2 separate regions of the Homo sapiens genome follow, and region 1 is linked to region 2. A link is an interaction called in ENCODE POLR2A ChIA-PET data of the cell type or tissue named here. Cell type or tissue: Panc1. All regions are shown on one strand. Region 1 has its middle 65 kb from the start of LINC01562. Region 2 overlaps FAF1 (Fas associated factor 1).

What was found. Peaks named below come from ENCODE experiments on the same cell type or tissue, not always from the same donor. Only the 100,000 strongest peaks of a DNase experiment are listed, where the experiment ranks them.
Region 1: POLR2A ChIA-PET joins it to region 2 with 5 read pairs; 2 of 35 experiments call an interaction of 5 or more read pairs at or near these places.

What each region holds. Positions count from the first base shown.
Region 1 is chr1:51,167,900-51,172,899 of GRCh38, forward strand. No RefSeq gene overlaps it. Among named protein-coding and RNA genes, the nearest start is that of LINC01562, 65 kb to the right of the region's middle. In Panc1, no CTCF peak of the experiment used is centred here; a DNase peak (open chromatin) is centred at 2,692.
Region 2 is chr1:50,606,524-50,611,523 of GRCh38, forward strand. All of the region lies in intron 8 of FAF1 (Fas associated factor 1), which reads right to left. Among named protein-coding and RNA genes, the nearest start is that of FAF1-AS1, 170 kb to the left of the region's middle. In Panc1, no CTCF peak of the experiment used is centred here; no DNase peak of the experiment used is centred here.

The DNA.
Region 1 (5,000 bases), 560 kb after region 2:
GTCAGATGCAGAAACTAGTCTTTCACCTTGGAAGGATATCTGAACATGCTCCAGACCACTCGATGCCTAGTAATTTTACTGAGGCAACACTCTCTTGAATTTTTTGGTATTTATTTCCACCCTTTGGCACACATTATATTATTGACTTGTTTAGAGTAGCTGGTAATTCTTGCTCACCAGTTCCAGTCAGGATGATCTCAAAAATATCCTATGGATCAAGACCCATTTGGACCAGATTATAACATAACGGAGGGTTAGAGAGGTAATACAGCCCTGAGGTAGAACAGTGAAGGTGCAGTGCTGATCCTTCCAGGTGAAATAAAACTACTACTTGTAGTCTATAATAACAGGAAGAGAGAGAAAAGCATTTGCCAGTGGAGTAGCTGGATAACAGATTCAAAAGAATGTGTTTCTTTGCTCCAGCAATGAATCAATGCCTGAAACAGTGGCTGTAGTTGGAAGAACCACATGATTACATTTGCAACAATCTACTTTCATTTTCTAAGATCTATTTTCTCCACAGACCAAATAGGCAAGTTGAAAGAAGATGTGGCAGAAATCACCACCTCTGCATCCCTTAAGCAACACTAATCACTACAATCTATGTGGTATTGCTCTTGGTTTACTATTGTGAAAGGGAAAACCATTCTAGTGGCTTCCATTTGGCATTTGCTACCACAATAACCCTCATTCCACGGGTCAGGGAACCTGTGTGGAGATTTTGCCATTTGCTAAGTACATTTATTTCAAATACACATTCTGGAACTGGAGTAATAACCATGGGCCCACTGAGATGAACCCAAACCAAAACTCCATTAATAACCTGACCTCCATAAGCCTCTGTTTTGACTAGAAGACCACTGTGACATTTTAGGTCTCCAGGAATTATGTCAGTCCACAACCATTATCTAGTAATCCATAAGAAAAATCTAGCTTTTATTTCCCTTAGCCTAATAAACTGTCACTCTGGTAAATGGCTGCAAAGCTTTTGTGGAGAGCCTAGGAGAAAGATTTACAGTGTAAATTTCAAACAGAGAGGCAGGGTCTTTCTTCAAAACCCATTCTTTATCCAAAGGGATCTGGGCCTGTGAACCGGCTCAAATCTGCGAAGTGGTTGAGGAGCCACAATTCTATACTGTGGTAGCTCAAGTCAGACATATTTATCAGAGCTAGAGCTTTTCCTCTTATTCAAGTCAAGTAAGTCTTTAAAGATTAAAGTCTGTCTCCACTGTGGTTGACAACAGCTGAAGCGTCTGCTTGGCTCTTTCAGTTCCCAGCTGTTGTTTTCTCCAGATCCCTTGGATTTTCACCCATGCATGTACAGTTCAAAAGTGAGCCAAGGATTTGAGGGGCATTTATATACAAATTTGGGGCTCTGACATCCACATCTCCCTCCTTTCTAGGATTTTCTCCCTTCCTTAATTTCCAGGCGCTCTGGCAGTTTGAAATTCCTTTTCTAATTCCTCAGGTCAATAAGACTCTAGCTTTCTGCTTTCAGATCTAGCCTCCAGGTATTACAGAAAGTCGGGAATATCCTAAGTGGGAAAGCCTATTAAACATATATCTTAACTAATGTATTATTGTTTCCTTCTTTCAAATGCCAAATCTCCAGCTTCTGCTCTGTTTTAGTGGCCCTTCAGTTCATAATCGTTATCTGCAGGAGAATTTATTCAGTATAAGCAATTATGTCATTACCAGAACTTTCTACTTTTTTTCGGTAGTTTTTCAATTATTTCTCAAGCATATTATTGAGGGCAACTGTCATATGTAATCAGTCTACTATCTTTTTTTTTTTTTTTTTTTGAGATGGAGTTTTGCTCTTGTTGCCCAGGCTGGAGTGCAGTGGCACGATCTCAGCTCACCACAACCTTCTCCTCCTGGGTTCAAATGATTCTCCTGCCTCAGCCACCCAAGTAGCTGGGATTACAGGCATGGGCCACCACGCCTGATCAGCCTACTATCTTGAAAGCAGTGTTCCAGTTTTACAGTCTCTAAAGGCCTCCAACCATTGATCAAACCAATATCTAAAAATTTTACCCTTCTAGGTCCTAGCAAGCAAGAAGGGGTGGTAAATTTATCTAATGGCTGAATTTCAGGCAAAAGAAAATCCATGATGCCCTGTTCTTATTTCAATATTGATTGGCCTCACAGCAGATGTGGAAACTAAGAAAGAGAATTGAAAAGAATGACATATCACCATAATTGTATGATATGTCTTTAAGTTATAGTAGTTTACCTTAAAATGCTATTATAGTATATTTGTATACATTTTGTATACAGTAATGCACCATATAATTTTTCAGTCAACAATGGACCACATATATGACCATGGTCCCATAAGATTACAGTGGAGCTGAAAAATTCCTGTTGCCTAGTGATGTTGTACCCATTATAACATAATAGCACAACATATTGCCTTTTCTATGTTTAAATACATTTAGATACACCAATATTTACCATTGTGTTACAATTTTGTACAGTATGCAGTACATTAACATGCTATACAGTTTTGTAGCTTAGAAGCTATAGGCTATATGCTGTATAGCCTAGGTATGTAGTAGGTTATACCATCTAGGTTTGTGTAAGTACACTCCATGATGTTTGCACAATGATGAAATCACCTAATGACACATTTCTCAAACCATATCCCTGTTGTTAAGCAATGCATGACTGTATCTAGTGCATATAGTACATTGTGTAAGTATCTTACAAGAGTATATGTCATTTCCCCCCACCATTCTTTGTGCTTTGTTGTCATGCATTTTACTGTTACTTTTGTTTAAAACGCCACACTACATCATTATTATTTTTACTTGAAATAGCAAATTATTTTTTAAAAGAATAAAAGCGAGGGCCAGGCGCAGTGGCTCATGCCTGTAATCCCAGCACTTCAGGAGGCCGAGGCAGGCAGATCACTTGAGGCCAGGAGTTCAAGACCAGCCTGGCCAACATAGTGAAATCCTGTTTCTACTAAAAATAAAATAAATAAATAAATAAATAGCTGGCCGTGGTGGTGCACACCTGTAAAAAAAAAAAAAAAGAGAGAGAGAGTGAGTGAGAAATGTATCAGCTTACAATGCTTTGCACAGACAAATGCAAGTTTGAAGATACCTAAGTTAAAATAGTATATATTTCTTTTTTTTTTTTTTTTTGAGACAGAGTCTGGCTCTGTCACCCAGGCTGGAGTGCAGTGGCGCGATCTCCACTCACTGCAAGCTCTGCCTCCCAGGTTCATGCCATTCTCCTGCTTCAGCCTCCCGAGTAGCTGGGACTACAGGCACTCGCCACCACGCCTGGCTAATTTTTTGTATTTTTAGTAGAGACGGAGTTTCACCATGTTAGCCAGGATGGTCTCAATCTCCTGACCTCATGATCTGCCCGCCTCGGCCTCCCAAAGTGCTGGGATTACAGGCGTAAGCCACTGCGCCTGGCCAAAATAGTATATATTTCTTTAAAAATCACTATGTATTAGAACTTGTGGGAAAAGGCAATAACAAAAATAAGAAAAAAATTTTTTTAATCACAGGTACTATTGAAGTATAAACAAGTTTTAGAAAGTACTGGTTATACAGGTTGTAGAAAACACTTTCACAGGACCTGAAATCAGTTTAAGGAAAATATCTGAGCCTTAAGCATTGAAGGCACTTGACTTTATACCAGCAACAGCACAATTACAAGAAATGCAGTGTTGTAGATGATTCCACCTCTCTGAAGTATGAATGGGGTACATACACAGCAAGTAGAGTTCAGGAAACTTTATCTTTCAGCCACCCCATCTAAGAGCAGGATTTTGCCTGCCAGTATAACCCAGATACACAGTCATATGCAGACACATACAACGAAGCTTCCAGAGCTTATCTGACTTCTTAGACAGAACTCACATAAGCACACAAACACAAACTGAAATCATAACAAACAGTCTCTTGGACCACAGTGCAATCAAATTAGAATTTAAGATTAAGAAATTCACTCAATTGGCTGGGTGCGGTGGCTCACACCTGTAATCCCAACACTTTGGGAGGCAGAGGCAGGTGGATCGCCCGAGGTCAGGAGTTCAAGACCAGCCTGGCCAACATGGTGAAACCCCATCTCTACTAATAATACAAAAATTAGTGGGGCATGATGCCACACACCTGTAATCCCAGCTATTCAGAAGCCTGAGGCAGGAGAATCACTTGAATATGGGAAGCGGAGGTTGCAGTGAGCCAAGATCACACCTGAGTGACAAGAGTGAAACTCCGTCTCTGAAAAAAAAAAAAAGAATCCTGAATGACTTTTGGGGTAAATAATGAAATTAAGGCAGAAATCAAAAAGTTCTTTGAAACTAGTGAGAACAAAGATACAATGTACCAGAGCCTCTGGGATGTAGCTAAAGCAGTGTTACAAGGAAAATTTATAGCTCTAAATGGCCACATCAGAAAGCTAGAAAGATCTCAAGTTAACAACCTAACATCACACAAACACAAGAGGGTATTTCAAGACACACACTTGCAAGTGCTCTTTCTACAGAAACAGCCAAAGTATTATAATATTCAGAATGTGGAAGATTGACACAGAGTCTGAGGATTTTGTTTTTTGAGATGGAGTCTTGCTCTGTTGCCCAGGCTGGAGTGCAGTGGCACAACCTTGGCTCACTGCAACCTCCATCTCCCAGGTTCAAGTGATTCTCCTGCCTCAGCCTCCCGAGCAGCTGGAACTACAGGTGTGTGCCACCACGCCCGGCTAATTTTTTGTATTTTTAGTAGAGACGGGGTTTCACCATGTTAGCCAGGATGGTCTCCATCTCCTGACCTTGTGATCTGCCTGCCTCGGCCTCCCAAAGTGCTGGGATTACAGGCGTAAGCCATCGCACCTGGCCAGTCTGAGGATTTTTTAGAGGAAAAAAACAAAAGACTTGGCAATATGATAACTACATAACAGATATGGCAATCTACAGGACAAAAAGACAGCATTTCATAAAACATTGTTCATACAATGCTGTTCATGGAAAACAGTAAAAC
Region 2 (5,000 bases):
AGTTTCACTCTTGTTGCCCAGGCTGGAGTGCAATGGCACGATCTCAGCTCACCACAACCTCCGCCTCCCAGGTTCAAGCGATTCTCCTGCTTCAGCCTCCCGAGTAGCTGGGATTATAGGGATGCGCCACCACACCTGGCTAATTTTTTTGTATTTTAGTAGAGACGGAGTTTCTCCATGTTGGTCAGGCTGGTCTCGGACTTCTGACCTCAGGTGATCCGCCCACCTCGGCCTCCCAAAGTGCTGGTATTACAGGCGTGAGCCACCGCGCCTGGCTGAGCTGTGAGGGTTTCTAAGGGCCCATATCTTATATCACTCATTACCTGCTTACGACTGGGAATTTCGAAAGGATACATTACATAGCCATGTCCAAAAGTGGAACTTGCTCCAGGTTTCCCATTCAATTCCTGCGAGAGGAACTAAACCAAAATTGAGAGAAAGAACAACAGGCTATTGGAGGCAAAAATAACAACAACAAAAACAAACAAACAAACAAATGAAAAACTAAAAAGGTATCTCTGTCTGCTGCAATGACTTTGAGGGACCAGTTAAGCCTCCTGAGAACATTTAGCTTAAAAACATTTAACTAGCCTGTAAGCCACCTTTTTTTTTCCTGTTGCCACCATTAAAGCAAAGCAAAAATTGTTCTTTTACATCTTTAGGCTTCATGGTGCCCTTGTATGACTCCTTTCTGCCATAAGTCAGCCTGTGGTATGATTCCAGGTGTGTAAATACTTGGGAAAAACACTATATATAGAGCAAAGGACCTGGGTTAAAACTCTAAATCTGCCTCTTATTCATTCTGTGACCTTGATCGACTTTCTTCTCTAAGTTTTATCACCTGTATGATGAAAAAATTGGACTAGATGATTCTCATGTTTTCTCTCACCCTGAAAACTTTTTCAGTCTGATGTTCAAGGCCATAACCCTGCCCACCTTTCCAGCCATTACCTCCCACTATTTTTGTATACAGGTTTCTTTGCTCAATGATCCAAAAATGTGCCTTGCATGTGCCTACTCTTAGGCTTCTGCTCAGTCCATTACTCTTGCCTGGGTTTCCCTCACCATTCTTTTCCATCTGTCTATTTCTTAGGCATGTGAACATAATATGAGGAAAATTTAAGTGACAAAACTTCTTCAAAACTCAGCTCAATCTCTTTCTGAAAGCCTTCTATATGACCTCCCCAATTTCACATTTTTCTGTCTCCAAAACACTTGGTATCTTTTGGTAGTCAATCATATCCAGTGACACTCGGACAAATCTTCCAGATAAACCTCATTTATTCAGCTAGTTCCTAAGGGGAGACCCAGAATCCCAGGTGGGAACTGAGTAGACAGAGGCAATGTGGATGTCACAGTGATGCAGGGCAGGCGAGTCCCAAAACTAGGGCTTAGCACAGAAGGGTTCTTGGCTTTGCCCAGAAAAGAATTCAAGGGTGGACCAGAGGTGTTAAGACAGCAACTTTTATTGAAGTGGCAGTGTACAACAGTAGCAAAGCTACTGCTCCTTGCGGAGCAGGGCTCCCCCATAGGCAGTGTGCTCAGAGTAGCAGCTCAAAGGCTGTTCTGCAGTCATATTTATACCTGCTTTTAATTACATGCAAATTAAGGGGTGGTTATGCAGAAATTTCTAGGAAAAGGGGGATAACTTCTGGGTTGTTTAGTTGTTGACATGGAAAGGGGCAGTAACTTCTGGGTGTTCCCATGGTAATGGTAAACAGACATGGCACAATGGTGGACATGTCTTATGGAAAGCTGCTTTTGCCCTGTCCCTATTTTAGCTAGTCCTCAATTTGGTCAGGTGCCTGAGCCCTGCCTCTGGAGTTCAGTCCCGCCTTGCACCTCAATAGACAAAGGTTTTACATGAGTGGGTCAGGAACTGGACCCAAAGGAGGGGAAAGCCAAATTCCTAGAGATCAAAACTCTGTCATCCTACATCTTTGGAAGTCTGCCCAGGCCATAACCATGTATGACATTTCTGTTCTGTTCACTAGGGAAATGGTAATCCTAAGAGAGGCTGCAACATTGCTTCAATGAGTACAACGGATGAGGGGACCTGCTGTCCTAGGAGGGGAGGGGAAGAAGTAGTGTCTTACTGAAGAAGGAGAAGTCCTACCCCAAAATGTCTCCCCCTATCTCTCAAATCATTTGTATCACTGACAACGAAGTATCTGGAAAAATGTGTCATTGTAAGGTAACTTCTTTGGTAGGTAGATGTCACTATACTTCGTTGCAGAGGTATAAAAGCAGAGCAATTATGAACTTGGACTCCAAAGCCATTCTTCTAGGGTTTGAAATCCTGGCTCTGCTGGTTAAGAGCTTGTATGACTCTGGACAACTCTCTCACCTTCTCAGTGCCTTAATTTCCACCTCTGTAAAGTCTTATAAGTTACAAGATTGTTGTGAAGATTCAAGAGTATGTGTATCTGAATCTGTCTATCAACCAATATATCTATCTATGCTTGACTGTATGAATGTTGCTAAATCACTCTGGGGGAACAGACAGACAGTACTATAAGTAGAGTGCAAAATACCATTATCCACTCACTTAACTAATAGTTACTGAACAACCACAATGTGTCAAGACCTCAGCTGAGTGCTAGAGATAGAGCCAATGGTGAACAGTTTCTGCTTTGATAAAGCCAATAATTTTCCAGGCTTTAGGTTTGTGAATAAAGTATAGATCATGCTAGTTCTATTTTATGCTATTCTGCCTAATCCTTGTTATTCCCTCTTAGTAAGAATGAACCTGGCATAGCTTGCCACACCGCCATTTCACAGACAAGAAAAATGAGGCTCATATTTTCACCCAGGGTCGATCACAGACCTAACAGACAGCAAAACTGAGTCAGAACTAACTTCATCTCTAGTATTTATTTGAGGCAAGGTCTCACTCTGTCACCCAGGCTGGAGTGCAGTGGCTTGATCACAGCTCACCACAGCCTTTACCTCCCAGGCTCCAACAATTTTTCCACTTCAGCCTCCTGAGCAGCTGATACTACAGGCACATGCCACCACATCTGGCCAACTTTTTTTAAATTTTTAGTAGAGTCTTGCTATGTTGCCCACACTGGTCTCGAACTCCTGGGCTCAAGCAATCCTCCTACCTTAGCTTCCCAAAGTGCTGGGATTACAGGTGTGAGCTACTGCGCCTGAAGATTCCCAGCTTTTAAAAATGACATCATCTCCACCTGAAACATAAACCAACCAGGCTGACTTGTCAAGCTTTTAATTTTGGGGATGCAGGAACATGGTGAAGTTGAATTATGGAAAAAAAAAAAAAGTTAAGTCATTAGATTGCCCAAAATATAACTATATTTTAAGACCATGAAAAGAATAAAGAGAACAACTTATGTTGCAAAACCACGTTTCACCTGTTTACTCCCCCACACCCCCACAGTTAGCTTCTATAGCCAGGAAATTTATAAACAAAAATCTCACTTTAACTTTTCTATACTCTACTCAGGTCAGGCAAACATAGTCATTAGTGATTTGAATTAGTTTGCTAAATAAATTAAAGTATACTTTTAAAAGACAGCTGTCAAAGAAAAAGACAATGGATTGTGTTTGGAGAACAGATTAAAAAACATTGATCAAATCTTCCGTGGTTCTTACTGTACTCCAATACAGTGGGGTTCATATGATGACTTGCAGGTCATTCAGCTCATTCAAATATATGTATTACCTGTTTCATATATGATCCATATGATGATATGTTCAATACACTGAATACCTCTCAAAGAAACTGAAAACCAAACTTTCAAGCATTTTTCTAATTGTGGAAGTATCCTTTCCCAAAAGAGAACATAATTTTCTACACATTACTTGAGATTTCACACCATAATGGCTTACCACAAAAAGAAGCATGGAAAAAGTTTTCTGTTATTAAAACTACTTAAATATCAAAAAGAAACCATGTTAAAATAAAAACAAATGCATGTTTTTCAACAATTTATATTTCACGTTAATTGTTATTGTTGTTATTGTTTAATTAGGCTGTATGAAAATATCTCTTGAAAGGTATTTAGAAGTTTATACTAAATGGGTGAAAAATCTATCTTGGATGCAATGTGCTCAGGTTATAAAAGCATCAGTGCTTATTTTATCTCCCCACAAAGTGTCGCTGAGATAATTACTGCTGACAGCTTTATTCAAGGTTCATTTCACTTTTTCTGCTGTTTTTCTCGGTTAGAAGTTCAAGAGAGCCCATGGGAAGCCACACCCCTCACACCTGTTAGGCTTCTTCATGTTACAGAGGGCCAGTATGGACATGTCACTTCAAATTAGCATTGTACCAAGGCACTAGCTGTGACAATTACTTATCACAGGTTTAACTAAAGAAAAAAAAAGTTTCTAATTCAACCACAAAAACAGTGTCACAAAATGTAATTTAAACCTGTAAAAGCAGGTTGCATAAAAAACATTCAGAGAGCTACAAAATAGGTTCCCAGGGTTGAGCTTTGTGCAGCATCTGAATTATGCAGGAATGCTATACAAGTGAACATTTCCTTTAAAACAAAATCAAACCAAAAAGGTAAACAAGGCAGCACCAGCAATTACACTTTACCAGCCAGCAATGGTGATGAGTGGGCCTCTTTAAATTTACTTCATTGTGCTGGAGTATTTGATTCACTTTGTTAATTCTTTTGTGTCAAGTTACTAATTCAATAATGAAATTTCCAGTTAAAGCAAAGCAGCTACTTTTAGACTTATGAAAGACTTAGCTTTGTATTAGGGAGAAAGAATTTTCTTCTAATATTTGCTTTTTTCCACTTACAAACCAGAAAATTATCATTAGACAAGGTAGATATTAACACAAAAAGAAAAAGGAAAAACCTCACACCCTTAAATGTGCTTCAAGCTAGTTATTATAAGCCTCTCTGTTTCAAGTGCAAAATAATCTCAAAATTATGCCACCTCTGAAAGACCTAGGATAGTTGGAGGTAGTTAATATGGACTGCTGTGAGGCTAATTGTGGATCTTGAGTTAATTACTTTCTG